2 separate regions of the Homo sapiens genome follow, and region 1 is linked to region 2. Evidence: chromatin loops called from intact Hi-C (ENCODE). Cell type or tissue: transverse colon. All regions are shown on one strand. Links, peaks and the distances in the headings refer to the core of each region. The heading gives the core; the rest is flanking DNA.

What was found. Hi-C counts contacts between places; a loop is a spot of excess contacts. Peaks named below come from ENCODE experiments on the same cell type or tissue, not always from the same donor. Only the 100,000 strongest peaks of a DNase experiment are listed, where the experiment ranks them.
Region 1: it touches region 2 in a loop (16-fold over the local background); 2 of 110 quality-filtered maps call a loop at or near these places.

The regions. Positions count from the first base shown.
Region 1 is chr2:127,222,083-127,230,415 of GRCh38, forward strand. It overlaps LOC124907883 (a long non-coding RNA gene), which reads left to right and starts at 4,737. Exons shown (of 2, transcript XR_007087225.1): 1 at 4,737-5,164; 2 at 5,630-7,218. In transverse colon, for the core only: no CTCF peak of the experiment used is centred there; a DNase peak (open chromatin) is centred at 4,729; H3K4me3 peaks cover 481 bases; H3K27ac peaks cover 617 bases; H3K27me3 peaks cover 3,710 bases.
Region 2 is chr2:127,664,142-127,672,474 of GRCh38, forward strand. All of the region lies in intron 1 of LIMS2 (LIM zinc finger domain containing 2), which reads right to left. Among named protein-coding and RNA genes, the nearest start is that of LIMS2, 7.2 kb to the right of the region's middle. In transverse colon, for the core only: no CTCF peak of the experiment used is centred there; no DNase peak of the experiment used is centred there; H3K4me3 peaks cover 1,425 bases; H3K27ac peaks cover 7,883 bases; H3K27me3 peaks cover 6,177 bases.

The sequences.
Region 1 (8,333 bases), core at 186-8,185, 440 kb before region 2:
GGAGTGCAGTGGCTATACACAGGCACTATCACTGGGCACTACACCTTCCAACTTCTGGGCACTACACCTTCCAACTTCTGGGCTCAAGCCATCTCCAACCTCAGCCTCCCAAGGAGCTGGGAGTACGGGCACATGCCACCATGCCCAGATAAAAATATTTTATTTTATTTTTTAGACACTGGGTCTCACTATGTTGCCCAGGCTGCCCTTGAACTCCTGGGCTCAAGCGATCCTCCCCCTGAGTAACTGGCATTACAGGTGCAGGCCACCGGCTCAGCTAAATATTTTATTTTTAATGAGTAGTTTATACCTTTACAACTCTGTAAAATCTACACTGCATTTGAATAATTGAAGTATCACGTAAGTGACGCAAAGAAGGCTATAGTTACTCAACTTACAGAATTTGATTAATAACACCAGGTGCGGTGGCTCACGCCTGTAATCCCAACAATTTTGGAGGCCACAGCAGGAGGATTGCTTCAGCCCAGGAGTTCAAGACCAGCCTGGGCAACATAGCAAGACCTGGATACTACAAAAAATAAAAATAAAAAAATTAGCTGGGTGTGGTGGTGTGTGCCTATAGTCCCAGCTACTCAGGAGGCTGAGGCAGGAGGATTGCTTGAGCCCAGAAAGTCAAGACTTCAGTGAGCCATTATCATGCCACTGTGCTCCAGCCTGGGCAACAGAGCAAGACCCTGTCTGTAAAAAAAGAAAAGAATTTGATTAATAAGTACTCAGCAACTCTTATTTATTTATTTATTGAGACGGAGTCTGGCTCTGTCGCCCAGGCAGGAGTGCAGTGGAGCAATCTTGGCTCACTGCAAGCTCCGCCTCCCAGGTTCACGCCATTCTCCTGCCTCAGCCTCTGGAGTAGCTGTGACTACAGGCACCCGCCACCACGCCCGGCTAATCTTTTGTATTTTTAGTAGAGACAGGGTTTCACTGTGTTAGCCAGGATGGTCTCGATCTCCTGACCTCGTGATCCGCCTGCCTCAGCCTCCCAAAGTGCTGGGATTACAGGCTTGAGCCACTGCACTCGGCCCTTGCAACTCTTAATTATAAGGCATGATAGCTGCAAAGTACTCAGTAAGACTTTGATCCTGCCTTTAGGAGGCCATAACCTATTTGAAGAATAAAACAGGTACACAAATACAAGCCAGATTACTATAAGTGTCACAAAACTGGACTGAATATGATTGGAATTTGTGGCAAGAAGCGATCACATCTAGTTATAGGGTAGGATGGAGCAGTGCAAAAGAAAGTCCTCCTGAAGGAAGTAGCACTCAGGCAGGGATTGAGGAAAGGAGCCGTTTAGCAGGCAGAAGTGGGTGGCAACACGGCTAGCCAGCAGAGGATGAAGAATGGCACAATCGCCTTGCTCTAGGAGAGGCTTTTAAAGTTTTGCAGAGGGCTACTGGTCCTTAAGAAATCATTAAAGGACCGCATATGTAGAAGTCAATTCATTCCATTCTGGACGTGAAACTATTCAATATAGATAAACAATGATTGATGGTTGTTAAATAATCATATATTAAACTGTTCAATATAGGTAAACAATGATTTTAAAGGCAGCTGGTTCTCTATGAAGGCTAATTAAGGAAAAGACTGCAGTAAAGAAAGGAAGGAAGAGGAGAAGGAAGAATACAGAGAAAGACAGGGGGAAGAAAGATTTAAACACACATGGAGACAGGCTTCTCTGGAGCTCCCTGCAGCTCCCCCGCTCTCCTGTGTCTTAGGATATCATCTCTGCTGATGTCTGAAGCTAGTTTCCATAATTAAATAAATAAACAAAGATAGTAGTTCTTGAAATTTGCCTCAAGCTCTAATGATATTAAGCCTAAGGCTTTTTTTTTTTTTAATTATACTTTAAGTTGTGGGATATATGTGCAGATCGTGCAGGTTTGTTACATAGGTATACTTGTGCCATGGTGGTTTGCTGCACCCATCAACCCATCATCTAGGTTTTATGCCCCACATGCATTAGGTATTTGTCGTAATGCTCTCCATCTGCTTGCCCCACAACCCCCAACAGGCCCCAGTGTGTGATGTTCCCCTCCCCGTGTCCAAGTGTTCTCATTGTTCGACTCCCACTTATGAGTGAGAATATGTAGTGTTTGGTTTTCTGTTCCTATGTTAGTTTGCTGAGAATGATGGTTTCCAGCGTCATCCATGTCCCTGCAAAGGACATGAACTCATTCTTTTTTATGGCTGCATAGTATTGCATCATGTGTAAGTGTCACATTTTCTTTATCCAACACGTCTATTATTGATGGGCATTTGGATTGGTTCCAAGTCTTTGCTATTGTAGATAGTACTGCAATAAATATATGTGTGCATGTGTCTTTATAGCAGAAGGATTTATAATCCTTTAAGCCAAAGGCTATTTTAGAGTGTTAGTACATTGGTATAAGTGATCGGTCTGAAACTCTGCAATAGAGCAGTATGCTGCTTTCTTACTACTGTTTTGTAGGTAATTATTATTAGTGGAAAACATATATGAACCCAGAAATAGAAAAAGTCATCCTGATTGGAAGAATTTCTTTTACTCTAATATACATATGTAATGTTACTTTGGTTTCTGAGTTTTCTATAAAAATATTGCCTTTATAATAAAATAATAAAAAAATAAAAATAATAAAAAATACAAGTAAATGATTGTCATAGTTGTGAGGGATTCAATGTGGAGGGAATAAAGGATCAAATGTTATAAGAAATCTTAAATATAAGTAAAAAATAACTGAAAAACTACTTTTCCAAAATAGGAAAACACTGTCCATTTATTTGTTCCTTTCCCTTCCAGCGTGCAAGAAAAACGGAAGTGAGATTCCAACAGGAGGGCACCACTGTCCCTGTCTGACCTTAAACCAGGAGATTTTGTACAGATGTATTCCTTCAAGAAAACCAGCTTGTTGGCAGTAATAGAGAAGAAATGAGCTTCTCCCAACAACAGCCAACAACAGCCAATGACAACAGCAAAATAGGAAAAAGGGTTGCCCTCTGAAAGGTAAATAAACTCTATACACAATAAATGACCATCTGTGGAAGTAAAACCGAGAGACAGGCTTTACCACCTCCCAGAACTCCAATCCAGATGACCACGGATAAATCTCTAGCACGCGGAATAGAGATGTCACGGCTGTTAGGTAAGCAGAGAGTAATGCAGGGTATATATTCCTGGAAGAGAACAGGGTTAGTCAAACTGGATCTCAGAAAAGGGAGCTGCTGTACAAGACATTCTAGGAAGCAAGCCTCTGAATTCTGAAACCCAGACCTGCTGGTCACGGTGGGGCAGGGATGATCTTCCAAGCTTCCCTGCGGTCTGCATGAAATTCTCTCACCCACACCAGCTTCCTGTGCTCCAATTCCATGCCTCTGACTGGTTTCCACTTAAGAATTAATGGGTAAAAAGGAAAAAGAATTAGTAGTATGATCTTGTTGCTTCCCCAGAGTCATCAATAAAAAGGCAGAACAGAGAGAAAACAAAACAAAACAAAGTTATACCAGGAGACAGAACTGGGAGATCTCAGATCGTCTTCTCTGTGAATCGGGTGTTGCTACTGAAGCCGTGATAATCCTGGTCACCTGAGGCAGAAAATAAACATTTCTTCCTACAAAGAATGTGGGCATTTTCCAGTGGGATTTGTGAGCCAGCAAAGACTTAGCAGCAGTTTCTTCACTGCCAAAAATCTCTAACTTTCCATGATGAAAAACTATTGTTGTCATTGACCGGCTTTACGAAATATTGGCTTACGTTTTAATCATCTGTTGAGCATCAGGCACTATCCTGGGCACCTGTGAATCCATTTGGTCCTCGCAGCTATTCTATGACATGGGCACATTATCCTCCTTCACAGATGAAGAAACAAGTTAAAGAGATGTTCCCAAAAGAGTTAAGTTAGGAGCAAAGTTAATACTTGAACCCAAATCTGTTTCCAGGGTTTTTATGCCTTTCACTACACCTGCTTTGCAGGAAAGTGATGAGAATTTCTAGTAGACGCTGAGTAGGGGCGGTGCTGCACGGCACTCACTGTTTCTGAGATACTGGTGATGGGACAGATAACCGAGAAGGAGACACTGGTGAATTCTGAAAGGAAGGTGTGCCTCAGCAAAGGCCGCAGGGGAAGACAGGAGGTTCGCTCGCTCACCTTTATTTGGAAAGCCTTCCTCCCACATTCCCTAGCAATGCTAGTCAGTCCCAGGGGTTTGGATGGGGCTGGCTGCCCGTGGCCCCTGATCCAGGGGTTGGGGGCATTGTTGGGAGCAGAGTCCTCCATGGGACTTCTGCTAGAGCAATCAGTGCAGACGTGCTCTTGTTTGGGGATTGCGATCTGAAGGCCCCCAGAAGCTTGCGACTGCAGGCAGCCATCTGTCCAGAGACCACCTAATCAAGAAACCCCTGACACCCTCATAGGAGACGCCTGCCATCCAGCTGTACCTAGAGGAGATCTACCACCCCCTCTGTAACTTTCAGTTTTGTGAATCAGCACATTCATTCTCTCTCTCTCTCGATCTCTCTCTCTCTCTCCAAAGTGGCATTTGTCTAGATGGCTCAGAGTGTGGTCCTCAATCTTGCAGATTCGGATTCAGTTCTGGGACAGCCTCACTAAATTGCCCTTTTCCAGCCTGTTTCCTCCCTGTAGACATTGGCAGGGTGCCTGGCAAGCCCAGCCCAGGCTCTTGTCTGTGACAGATCTGTCACCTTTTAACTCTTTCCCAGGCTTCCTTGTTTACATTAACATGTTTCCAGCCAGAGCGGAGAGCCGTAAACATCTTGAGGGCTGGGGCGGTGTCTGACTCATGGCTGGATTCCCCCAAGCCAATGCAGAGCGGGAACCTAGCGACACTCAAACACGTTTAAGAGTAAATTTCTGTTTGAGTCACCAAAGTAAAGAAATCCAGTCCCCAGTACCAATTGAAATAAACCACAAAACACTTTGCCGAATGGAAACTTGTTCTGCAATGGTAAAGCATGACTTTAACTTTAGCCAAATTACTTCCCAGGAGTTAAACTAACTCATGATCTCACTGTCCACTGAAAAAAACTGTTCTTAGTCTGTTTGAGCCATTGTAATATAGACTGGGTAACTTGTACACAGCAGACATCTATTTCTCCCAGGTCTGGAGGCTGGGCATCTGAGATCGGGACCAGCATGGTTAGGTTCTGGTGAGTGCTCCCTTCCAGGCTGCAGACAGCTGTCTTCTCGCTGTGTCCTCATGTGGTGGGAGGGCAAGCGAGCTTTCTGGGGCCTTTTTAATAAAGGCACTAATCCCACTCATAAGGGCACCATCCTCATGACCTAATCACCTCCTAAAGGACCCACCTCCTCATACCATCATCTTGGGAGTTAGGATTTTAACCAATTAAATTTGGGGCTGTCTTCTCGCTGTGTCCTCACGTGGTGGGAGGGCAAGCGAGCTTTCTGGGGCCTTTTTAATAAGGGCACTAATCCCACTCATAAGGGCACCACCCTCATGACCTAATCACCTCCTAAAGGACCCACCTCCTCATACCATCATCTTGGGAGTTAGGATTTTAACCAATTAAATTTGGGGGACACAAACATTCAGACCACAGCAGCTGTGGTGCAGACTTTGCCAAGGTCTAGTGCCTCCTTCTGTCATCTTGCAGGTGCAGCCCAGAGCAGCAGGAGCTGTGCCCTGGCCCCTGTCCTGAGGAGCTCCCACTGGTCAGCCCCGCCTACTCCAGCTGGACCTTGATGCTTCACACAAGGTGTGCGCAGAGGACACAGGCACTTCATGGAGCAACATACTTTTGTAAAAAAAATGAATTCCCTTGTAACAAATAGAGCACGGAGGCTTTTATAGATTAAGTAATTTGTAGTCTTCTTATAATTATGGCTTCTAAATTACCTAAAATAATTCATTCAAGGCTTGATTTTAGTTTTGTCTTGAGAGTGTCAACTCTTTAACTTGAGATGCTGTAGGATGGGGTTTCATCTTGGGATTCTTTTCTTGGATATGTCATTTAAATTCTGATACTTATATTCCCTATTTGAAAACACATGATCAATGACAATACCAATACCTGATTTGTGTGCAATACTTATAATTTACAACGTACATTATTTTAACATACATTCTTTTCATGCGACCCTCTCAACAACCCTTTGACAAGGCAAGTCAGAGACTAATTACTAGAGATTATTCAAGCGACTTGCTCCAAGTCATACAGTAGGCAGGCAGCCAAGATGACTCTAGTTTTTCCAACTCCTAGTCCCACACTCTTTCCTCTCCCCTTACATGTTCTGATATAAATCAAACTTAGGTTTGAAAATATCTTATTGATGTATTTCAACACCCCAGAATTTGATGAGACTGGAATCGATTTGTTGTGATCTGTGATTGCTGAATTCCTCGTATGTGGTGGATACCAAGGTAAGTTGACTAGAATGTGAGCTTGCCTACCCAGACACCAGTTCCCATGTCCTTTGTCCGGTGGTATAATTTGAAGTTCACTCTTTTTGGTGTACAGTTTTATGAGTTGAGTTGTGAAAAACATATACAGTTGTGTATCCACCACTACAGTCAAGATATAGAACAGTTCCATTACCTCAAAAATTTTTTTCAGGCCGGGCGCAGTGGCTCACGCCTGTAATCCCAGCACTTTAGGAGGCCAAAGCGGGCGGATCACGAGGTCAGGAGATCGAGACCATCCTGGCTAACGCTGTGAAACCATGTCTCTACTAAAAATACAAAAAAATTAGCCAGGCGTGGTGGCAGGTGCCTGTGGTCCCAGCTACTTGGGAGGCTGAGGCAAGAGAACCGCTTGACCCTGGGAGGCAGAGGTTGCGGTGAGCCAAGATCGCGCCACTGCACTCCAACCTGGGCGACAGAGCGAGAGTCCATCTCAAAAAGAAAACATCATACTCTTTTGTAGTCAACCCTAGCTAGGCCCCTATAGTTTTGCCTTTCCCAAAGTATCTTATGCATGGAATCATCCAGGAGATAACCTCCTGAATCAGGCTTCTGTCTCTTAGCATAATGCATTTGGGATTTACCATGTTATTTCATTTATCAGGTTTTTGTCCCTTTTCATTGCTGAGTAGTATTTCATTATAGGAATGTACTCTCGTTTGTGGATCATTCTGATCAACTCAGCACATGTGGATTATTTCCAGTCTTGGCAATGATGAATAAAGTCACTCTAAGCATTCACGTACAGGTTTTTGCATGAATAAAATACCTAGGAGTGAGAAAGCTGGACTCACAGTACATTTTTATTCCCTCAATGCTTTCCTGCCCCGTTTAGGGCTGATTTCATCATGCTTTGATCTCATCTTAGTCAACTGATGGGTCAGCATTGAGCCCACAAGAGGCTTCATGGCTTCCTGGTAAAGCGAGAGACCCCTGGAAGACTGATTCTAGAACAGGGTATGTGCATTCCTGCTGCCAAGCCCTGCTGCACCGTTCCTCATTACTCAATTAATGTCTGGTGTCTTCTCTGCCTGTTTAATTACTCCCATTACCGGGACAGGTCAAGTTCCACTCCTTCAGGGAAGCTCCTTCTGGCCACCTCACAGCACAGAACATGCCGTCTCTTTCCAAATCACTTTGCATCTGTCTTCTGCCACGCCATCCTGCTTTGTGACATCTTTGAGATTGGTGTCTGTGTTTTTCTGCATTAAACCTTGAGGGCTTTGTAGGTACAGGACTGGGATCCCCATTGCACAGATGTGGAAATTGAGGCCAGAGAGGCTAAGTGACTAAGAGAAGGTAGCATTTGCTGATCACCCACTATCATATGCCATCAGGCCTCCCATTAACAGTACACAGTCCGCTCTTCTTTAGATGAGAACACTGATACTCAGAGAGGTGCAGTTATTTGCCCAAGTCACACAGCTGGGCACTGAAAGCTGGTTTCATTTGGCTTCAAACTTAGATCTGTCTGTGGCATATCTGGGCTTTGAGCACCCTGTAGCATGAGGCTGTAGTGCACTCGGCTTTAGAATGGACAGGGGCCTGTCTTCCCACACGCTCCAGGCTGCACCACCTTTTGGTTTTTAGGCTAACTCCTGACCTGAGCCCTCCCCACCTTCCTGGGCAGAGAGTGAACCAGGCTGACTGATGTTCTAGGCAAGAATGTGGGGTACCCAGGGATGACCATTGTGCTGGGTATGGGAGCCAGAGTTCAGCCCTGACTGCTATGGTCTGAATATTTCCCTCCAAATTCATGCATTGGAAACTTAATCCCCAGTGCAGCAGTATTGGGAGGTGGGGCTTAATGGGAGGTGTTTAGATAATGAGGCTTCAGCCTCATGAATGAATGAATGCTGCTATAAAAATGGGTTTGTAGGCCAGGTGAAGTGGCTCAC
Region 2 (8,333 bases), core at 260-8,259:
AAGTCGCACGCGCCCACCCTGTCGCCAACCCAGGGCCCATCCGACGCCGGGGCAGAGCCCACGGCGTCGGAGGGCCCCGGTCGGGTTTCCGAGGGAAGGCCTGCCCTGCCGCCGCAGCTTTCCGGCCATTGTCCCCGCCACCCGCCCCGCCCCTGGCCACCTACCCCGTGGCTGGCGGCGGGCTCTGCCGGTGCTGGCGCCGCCGGTACAGCCCCGACGCGGCCAGCGCACCCAGCCGGGCCGCCATGGCGCGGGGCAGCCGCCTTGAGGTCGCGGGCGCGGGCCGCCTGGTGCAGGGGCTATGGGACCACCTCGGAGGGGAGGCGCGGCCGCCTGGGGCCAGACACCAAGACGGGACGGGCGTGTGGGCGCCTCCCCCGCGCTGGTCGCGAGCTCACGTTACGCGCTGGGATCTCCAAAGGGCAGCAGAGTCAACTCCAAATAGAAAGGATATTGTTCGCGCCGCGGGGGCAGCTCCTGAAAGCTGAGGCTGGCGGGGGTTGGGTCCCGCTGGGAGGGGACTGGTCTGGGAAGGCCCCAGACAGCACTGAGGTGAGGTCCACAGTGGCGGCAGGACACCCAGGAGGTCTCCGGCTGCCACCTGCCAGGAGGAAAGCCTGTGCCCGTGGACACACTGAGGAGGGCAGAGTCAGCTGAGGAGGACAGGGAGGACCTGGCGCCTTTAGGATCCCTGCCAACAGTTAGGAAACCGAGGACCGGAGCCACACAGGCCCACATTCTGCTTTGCTCCCTTCTCTGAGACCCTCTGCCACAAACATCACCGTGGGGCACCCAGACCAGGGCAGAGCCGATCCTCTGGATCTGGCCAACAAATGGTCAGGCACCCCAAAAGAGGTCCTTATTTTAGAGAAAAGGCAATCCTCCAGCTTCCAGGGGAGCAGACGCAGAGGGACCTGGTGGCAACCACCAGGAAGGCACCATGTACCCCGCATTTTTACCCAGAGAGACTGGCAAAGTTACTTGTGATTCATAAACACCCGCGGTAGGCATCCAAACTGTGACCAAGGTAAGCCTGGTCAGCAGTACAATAAAGATCCAGAGCACTCATGGAAATCTTTAGCATTGATCCCATTTCCCTGAAAGACCTTTCTAGAAAGGTCAGAAAGCTTGAGCAGTATCTTCTTCTGCCTTCTGAAAGCAAGAGCTGGCAGCCGTCACTAAAGACAGCAGGGCACTGATCCTCCCAAACTAGGGTGGGAGAAAGCCTTGGAGGGGCTCACTGGCATTCAGATACCAGGCCCACACGCCACTGAGGAACACACTCACCCAGCAAGTCCCAACAGGAGGAGGTACTCATTAAGCACCCTGGCAGTCAAGTGACGACAAGCATTGGGTACAGTATAATTTGTAAATGTAGTCCAATTCCAAAGTTGCCCAACACTGATCAGTTCAACAAATAGTTTTTAAAGGTGGCCCCAGGGGCTAAAGGGCATGGAGAAGCTGAGCCCAGAGGAGCCAAAATGAATAGGGAATACCGCTGACTCTCTGATGTAGGTAGCCGAATGCTTAAGAAAACTTACACCGAAAATGTTCTTAACAGCAGCTACAAGTCAATGCCATAGGGCCTAGACCCTCTCACCACTCCCGACTCAGCCCATCCATGTGGAAATCCTCAACACTAGAATCCAGGACTCTCATGCAGACCCGCAGTTTTCTGTAAGGAGGAAACATTTATTTAGGGCTCCAAGGGTCACATATAGCACTGGAAAGGAGGCTACAGCCACAAGTGTTTTGTGCAACATAATCTGTAAATGAAGTTCAAGCACAAGTTTACCAAGTACTAATCAATTCAACAAATATTTACTATAAAAGCGGACATCGAAGGCTAGAAATTGAGAGAGGCTTAGAGTCTGATTGAGCCCAAATCCCAAATCTCTGCACAACCTTACCACCCATTCTGCAGCCTGTCCTGCTGCAGGGATGGGATTGGGAGCCACAGATACTGTAAACTGAATCTAGAACTCTATACAAAGTATTATACACCATGACCAAATGGGATTTGGTTCAGTGCTCTGGCTCTAGATATTTGCAAAAACACCGAGAGTGATGTCAGCAGAAAGTGGTGGAGTAAGGACCTCCAGAAGTTCATCCCTCCATAAAAGCAATGAAAAACCTAGCAAAAATTATCAGAATCTACTCTTTCAGAACTCTGCAAATCCACCAAAGGTTTTCAGTAACCCTAGGAACATTTGGTCAAGAAAAACAGATGAATCTTGGTAAACAAACAAACAAACACAAACCAGTGAGGTTTGTGTTGTTTTAACTTATCCTAGTCCCTTATTCCTGCTCCCTAACTCCATGGCTTCCTTGAATAATAATAGCTCGTGGTCCCAGTAAGGAGGTAGCAGAATGGAATATTATGAACAACTGTATGCCAATAAATGAAATAACCTACTGAAATGGAGAGATTCCTAGAAGGACACTACCAAAACGAACTCAAGAAGAAATAGAAAATCCAAATGTATCAGTCTAAATTTTCATACTGCTATTAAGAACTTCATGAGACTCGGTAAATTATAAAGGAAAGAGGTTTAATCGACTCACAGTTGAACAGGGCTGGGGAGGACTCAGGAAACTTATAGTCGTGGCAGAAGGCAAAGGGGAATCAAGGCACCTTCTTCACAAGGTGGCAGGAAGAAATACCAAGCAAAGGGGGATGAGCCCCTTATAAAACCAGCAGATCTTGTGAGAACTCACTATCACAAGAACAGCATGGGGGGAAACACCCCCATGATTGAATGACCTCCACCTGGTCTCTCCCTTGACACGTGGGGATTATAGGGATTACAATTCAAGATGAGATTTAGTTGGGGACACAAAGCCTACCCAAATCACTTAGTAAGGCCAGTAACATGTAAAGAGACTGAGACAGTAACCAAAAAACTTGTCACAAAGTAAAGCCAGAGCGACATGGCTTCACTGATGAATTATATCAAAGGTTTAACTAGAATTAACACCAAACCTACAAACAAACATACAAAACACCAGTGTGGTGGCACATGCCTATAATCCCAGCTACTCAGGAGGCTGAGGCAGGAGAATCACTTGAACCTGGAAGGCGGAGGTTGCAGTGAGCTGAGATCACGCCACTGCACTCCAGCCTGGGTGACAGAGTGAGATCTTGTCTCAAAAAGAGAAAAAAACAAAAAACAAAAAACAACAAACCTTCACAAAATCTTTCCAAACAAAAGAAAAGAAAGACTAGGAGGGAATACTTCACAACTCATTCTATAAATATTATCTTGATCTCAAAATAAAATGCTAAAGTCACATAGATGCAAATGTCCTCGATAAAATACAATAAATCTAACACTCTATAAAAAGTATTATACACCGTGACCAAATGGGATTTATCCCAAGAACATAGGGTTGGTTTCACATCCAAAATTCAATGTAATATACCATATCAATAGAATATAGGGAGGACACTCTATGACCATCTCAACAGATGCAGAAAACACATTTGGCAAAATCCAACATCTTTTCATAATAAAAGCACCCAACAAACTGGGAATAGAAGGGAACTTCTTCAATTTGATAAGGGGCATCTACCCAAAACCCATAGCTAACATCATACTTAGTGATGAGAAAATGAATGCTTTCCTCCTAAGGTCAGGGGGATTTCCAGTCCGCTATTTGTTTTCAACATTGCACTGCAGATTCTATCAAGGACAGTTAGACAAGAAAAAGAAATAAAAGACATCTAGTTTGAGAAGGAAGAGTAAAACTATTTTTATTTACATATTACATACTCATATATAGAAAACTCGGAAGAATCCCTCCTCAAAAAAAGAAACCCTATTTACAGATAAGAAATGAGTTCAGTAAGTCTGCAAGGTATACACTCAATATACCAGAATCGCTAGCAATGAGAAATCTGAATATGAAATAAAACAACCCCATTTGGGACAGCATCAAAATGAATAAAATACTTAGGAGTAAGTTTAACAAAATAAATGCAAGACTTCTTATTCACTGAAATTATAAAACATTATTGATATAAATTAAAGAAGACCTAAATAAAGATATCCCATGTTCATGGATTGGAAAACTTAATATTGTTAAGATGGCAATACAACACTACATCAAATTGACCTATAGATTCAATACAATCTCCATTAAAATTCCTGCCTTTTTTAAAGAAATAGACAAGGCATTCCTAAAATTTATATGAAAATGCAAGTGACACAGAATAATCAAAACAACTTTAAAAAAAAACAAAGAGGCCAGGTGCAGTGGCTCACACCTGTAATCCTAGCACTTTGGGAGGCCAAGGCAGGTGGATCACTTGAGGTCAGGAGTTCAAGACTACCCTGGCCCACATGGCAAAACCCGATCTCTACTACAAATATAAAAATTAGCCAGGTGTGGTGGCACATACCTGTAGTCCCAGCTACTCAGAAGGCTGAGGCAGGAGAATCGCTTGAACCCAGGAGGTGGAGGTTGCAGTGAGCTGAGATCAGGCCACTGCATTCCACCCTGGGTGACAGAGTGAGACTCCGTCTCAAAAAAAAAAAAAAAAAAAAAAAAAAAAAAAAAAAAAAAAAAACACCTTACTTAAAAATTACAATTTACTTACTAAAAAATTGTAAGTGTGGCAGTGGTGTAAGGATAGACATATACACCCATAGAACAGAACCAAGAGTCCAGAAATAGGCTGGGTGCAGTGGCTCACGCCTATAATCCCAGTACTTTGGAAGGCTGAGGCAGGCAGAGCCCAGGAATTCAAGACCAGCCTGGGCAACATGGCAAAATCTCATCTCTACAAAAAATACAGAAAGTAGCCAGGTGTGGTGGTGTGTACCTGTGGTTCCAGCTACTCAGGAGGCTCAGGTAGGAGGATCACCTGAGCCCAGGGAGGTTGAGACTGCAATGTACCAAGATCTTGCCACTGCACTCCAGCCTGGGTGAAAGAGTGAAACCCTGTCTCGAGAGTCCAAAAATAATCCCATATATTTGTGGTCAACTGATTTTTGACAAGAGTGCCAAGACCATTCAATGGGGCGAAGAGTAGTCTTATCAACAAATGATGCTAGGACAACTGGATAGCTACATGCTAACAGTATAAAACTCCTAGAAGAAAACAGATGTTTTCATTTCATGAGCCAGGATTAGGCAATAGTTTCCTAAACATGACAAAAAAAACTCAAGCAACTAAAGAATAAGGAAATAAATTGGATTTCATTAAAAGTTAAAACGTGTGTATCAAACGACACAATCAAGAAAGTGAAAAGATGATCCACAGAAAAGGAAAAAATATTTGTAAATCGGCTGGGCACGGTGGCTCGTGCCTGTAATCCCAGCACTTTGGGAGGCTGAAGCGGGAGGATCACCTGAGGTCAGGAGTTTGAGACCAGCCTGGCCAACATGGTGAAACCCCATCTCTACTAAAAATACAAAAAAAAAATAGCCAGGCATGGTGGCACACGCCTGTAGTCCCAGCTACTGGAGGGGCTGAGGCAGAAGAATCGCTTGAACCCAGGAGGCGGAGGTTGCAGTGAGCTGAGATTGCACTACTGCACTCCAGCCTGGGCGACACAGTGAGACTCCATCTTAAAAAAAAAAAATTTGCAAATCATATGTCTGAGAAGTGTCTAGTATTCAAATAAATAAGGAACTCTTACAATTCAACAATAAAAAGACAACCCGATTTAAAAAATGGGCAAAGAGTTTGAATGGACATTTTTCCAAAGAGGATTTACAAGTGGCCAACAGATACATGAAAAGATGCTCAACATTATCAGTCATTAGGGAAATGGAAATCAAAACCACAATATGACACCACTTCACACCTACTAAACCGGACAACAATAACAAGCATCAGCAAGGATGTCGGGAAATTGGAACCTTCATACATTCCTGGTGTAAAATTTAATAAATGTAAAATTGTTCAATTACTTGGAAAACAGCTTGATAATTCCTCAAAAAGTTTAACATAGAGTTACCATATGCCAGCAATTCCAGTCCTAGGTATATATTCAAGGAGAAAATGTATGTTCACACCAAAACTTGTATGGGAATGTTCATAGCAGTATTATTCACGGTAGCCAAAAAGTGGAAACAATGCAAATGTCTACCACGGATGAAGGAAGAAACAAACTATGGCACAATGGAATATTATTCACCCAGAAAAAGGAATGAAGTACTGATTCATGCTACAATATACGGATGAATCTTGGAAATATGTTGTTAATAAATGAAAGAAGCCAGGCACAAAAGGCTATATAATATATGGCTCCATTTATGTGAAATGTCCAGAACAGACAAATCTGTAGAGACAGAAGGCAGGTTACTGGTGGCCAGGGCTGGGAGGAGGGGGAAATGAGGACTGTCTGCAAATGAGTACAAGGTTTCTTTTAGGAATGATTAAAATGTTCTGGAATTAATGGTGATGGTTGCACAGCCTTGTGAATGCACGAAAAACCACTGAATTTTACAATCTAAAGTGGTGAATTTAATAATATGTGAACTATGTCTCAGATTTTAAAAAACACGTGAGTAATGAAGAATGCAACTACATGGCTTCTTAGAGGCTGGAACTGAGGCCCCAAGCTATGAGGCAGGGCTGCCTCCCCAAGGCCCTGGGGCACGTGCCCTCAGCCCAGTGGGCAGAGGCAGAGACGGACAGAGGCAGAGATGCCACAAACAGGCTGTCCTCCAGAGCCAGCTCCCCCACCAGACTCCTCGCTGGGAGGCTGAAGACAACTCCATGAGTTTCCCGTGTATTCCTCCAAGGACGTGGGTGAGGACACAGTAGGTTTTATGTTCATATGTGTATTCAGTCACCTCATCTCAGCAAGACATATGCATTCACTCATGGAGGTATCTCACTAGGGTGGTCATCCTGCTAAGTCATCTAAGTAAATATTCACCTTCAGAAATGTACACGCTACACCTCAACAGAACAAGCAAGACAGTGACAGTGCCTCCCTTGGCCCCTTTCCCACCTGGAAGTGAAGACCTAAGGGATGGTTAAGCCTGCATGCAGGCTGGGCACGGTTGTTCACGCCTGTAATCACAGCACTTTGGGAGGCCAAGGTGGGTGGATCAAGAGGTCAGAAGATCAAGACCACCATGGCCAACACGGTAAAACCCCATCTCCAATAAAAATACAAAAAAAATTAGCCGGTTGTGGTGGTATGCACCTGTAGTCCCAGCTACTTGGGAGGCTGAGGCAAGAGAATTGCTTGAACCTGGGAGGCAGAGGTTGCAGTGAGCTGAGATCACGCCACTGCACTCCAGCTTGGGTGACAGAGCGAGACTCCATCTCAAAAAAAAAAAAAAGAGCCTGCATGCGGCACAGCACAGATAGGGACAGACAGAAGAAGGATAACCCGCTGTGGATAGAAAGCCCGGGCTCCTCTCCCCAGTGGCTCCCTGGGCTGTCCCTTGCCAGTTCACAAGTGCTGACTGTTAACTATTCAGGAATTCCGTAAAGCGTTAATGCCATGTTGGTGGCTTGAAATGAGCCCAGGTGGGGGTATCACACCACGGGACTGGACACCCTGCAGATCAGTCCCTCCATCCCTATTATGCCACTGGCCGGCTAGAAGGGGCCAGTCAGCACCAGAAGTAGAAGAAAAAGGAAGGAGGTGAGGGGCCATGGCAGTGCCACCTGGCCCAGTCTGGGGCTCAGGGCTCAGTGGTGCCACATCACAAGCCACATCACTTGTTACCCACTTTACAGTTTGCTTAAGCCCCTGACGCCACTGCAGCCTCGTGTGCTGTGCTGAGGGCTCTAGCTGCAGTCAGCTGCCCCTTGGCCGACACCTTCTGCCTAGGGGACCACCGGGCACACTCCTCACCCGGAGGAGGGGCAAGATTGGTGGATATGAGGGCAGGGATCTAGCAGCCTGCTCTGCGCTGTACTAAGCATGGGCTCAGCACACAATCAGGCATACGACAGCCTCACATGTGACACACATGACGGTCACACCATGGGTGGGACTCCACTTTATGCAGCCAAGCCACTGAGCTCACGTGGCCGTGGGTGTCAACATCCCAGGCTCCATTTCCAGGAATGCCAGGGACAGCTGGGTCCCTAGGTAGGTGGCCTTAATATCCTCCCTGTAGAACAATGGTGATGCCAGAGGTCCCTTCAGCTGTGATAGTCAAAGATCTTGTGGTTGTAAGTTGCAAAGTCCCTGAGTTGCTGCTGAGGCCGAGCCCCCTCTCTTCCCACGGCGTGCCACCCCATGCTCTGGGCTGCCTTCACTCCCTGCCCAGCTGGCTACTCCTGGGCTTCAGCCCCTCCATGCCCAGGTGCCTCCCACGGCTCCCCCTCAGACTTGCCACAGCTCTTCAAGCACTCC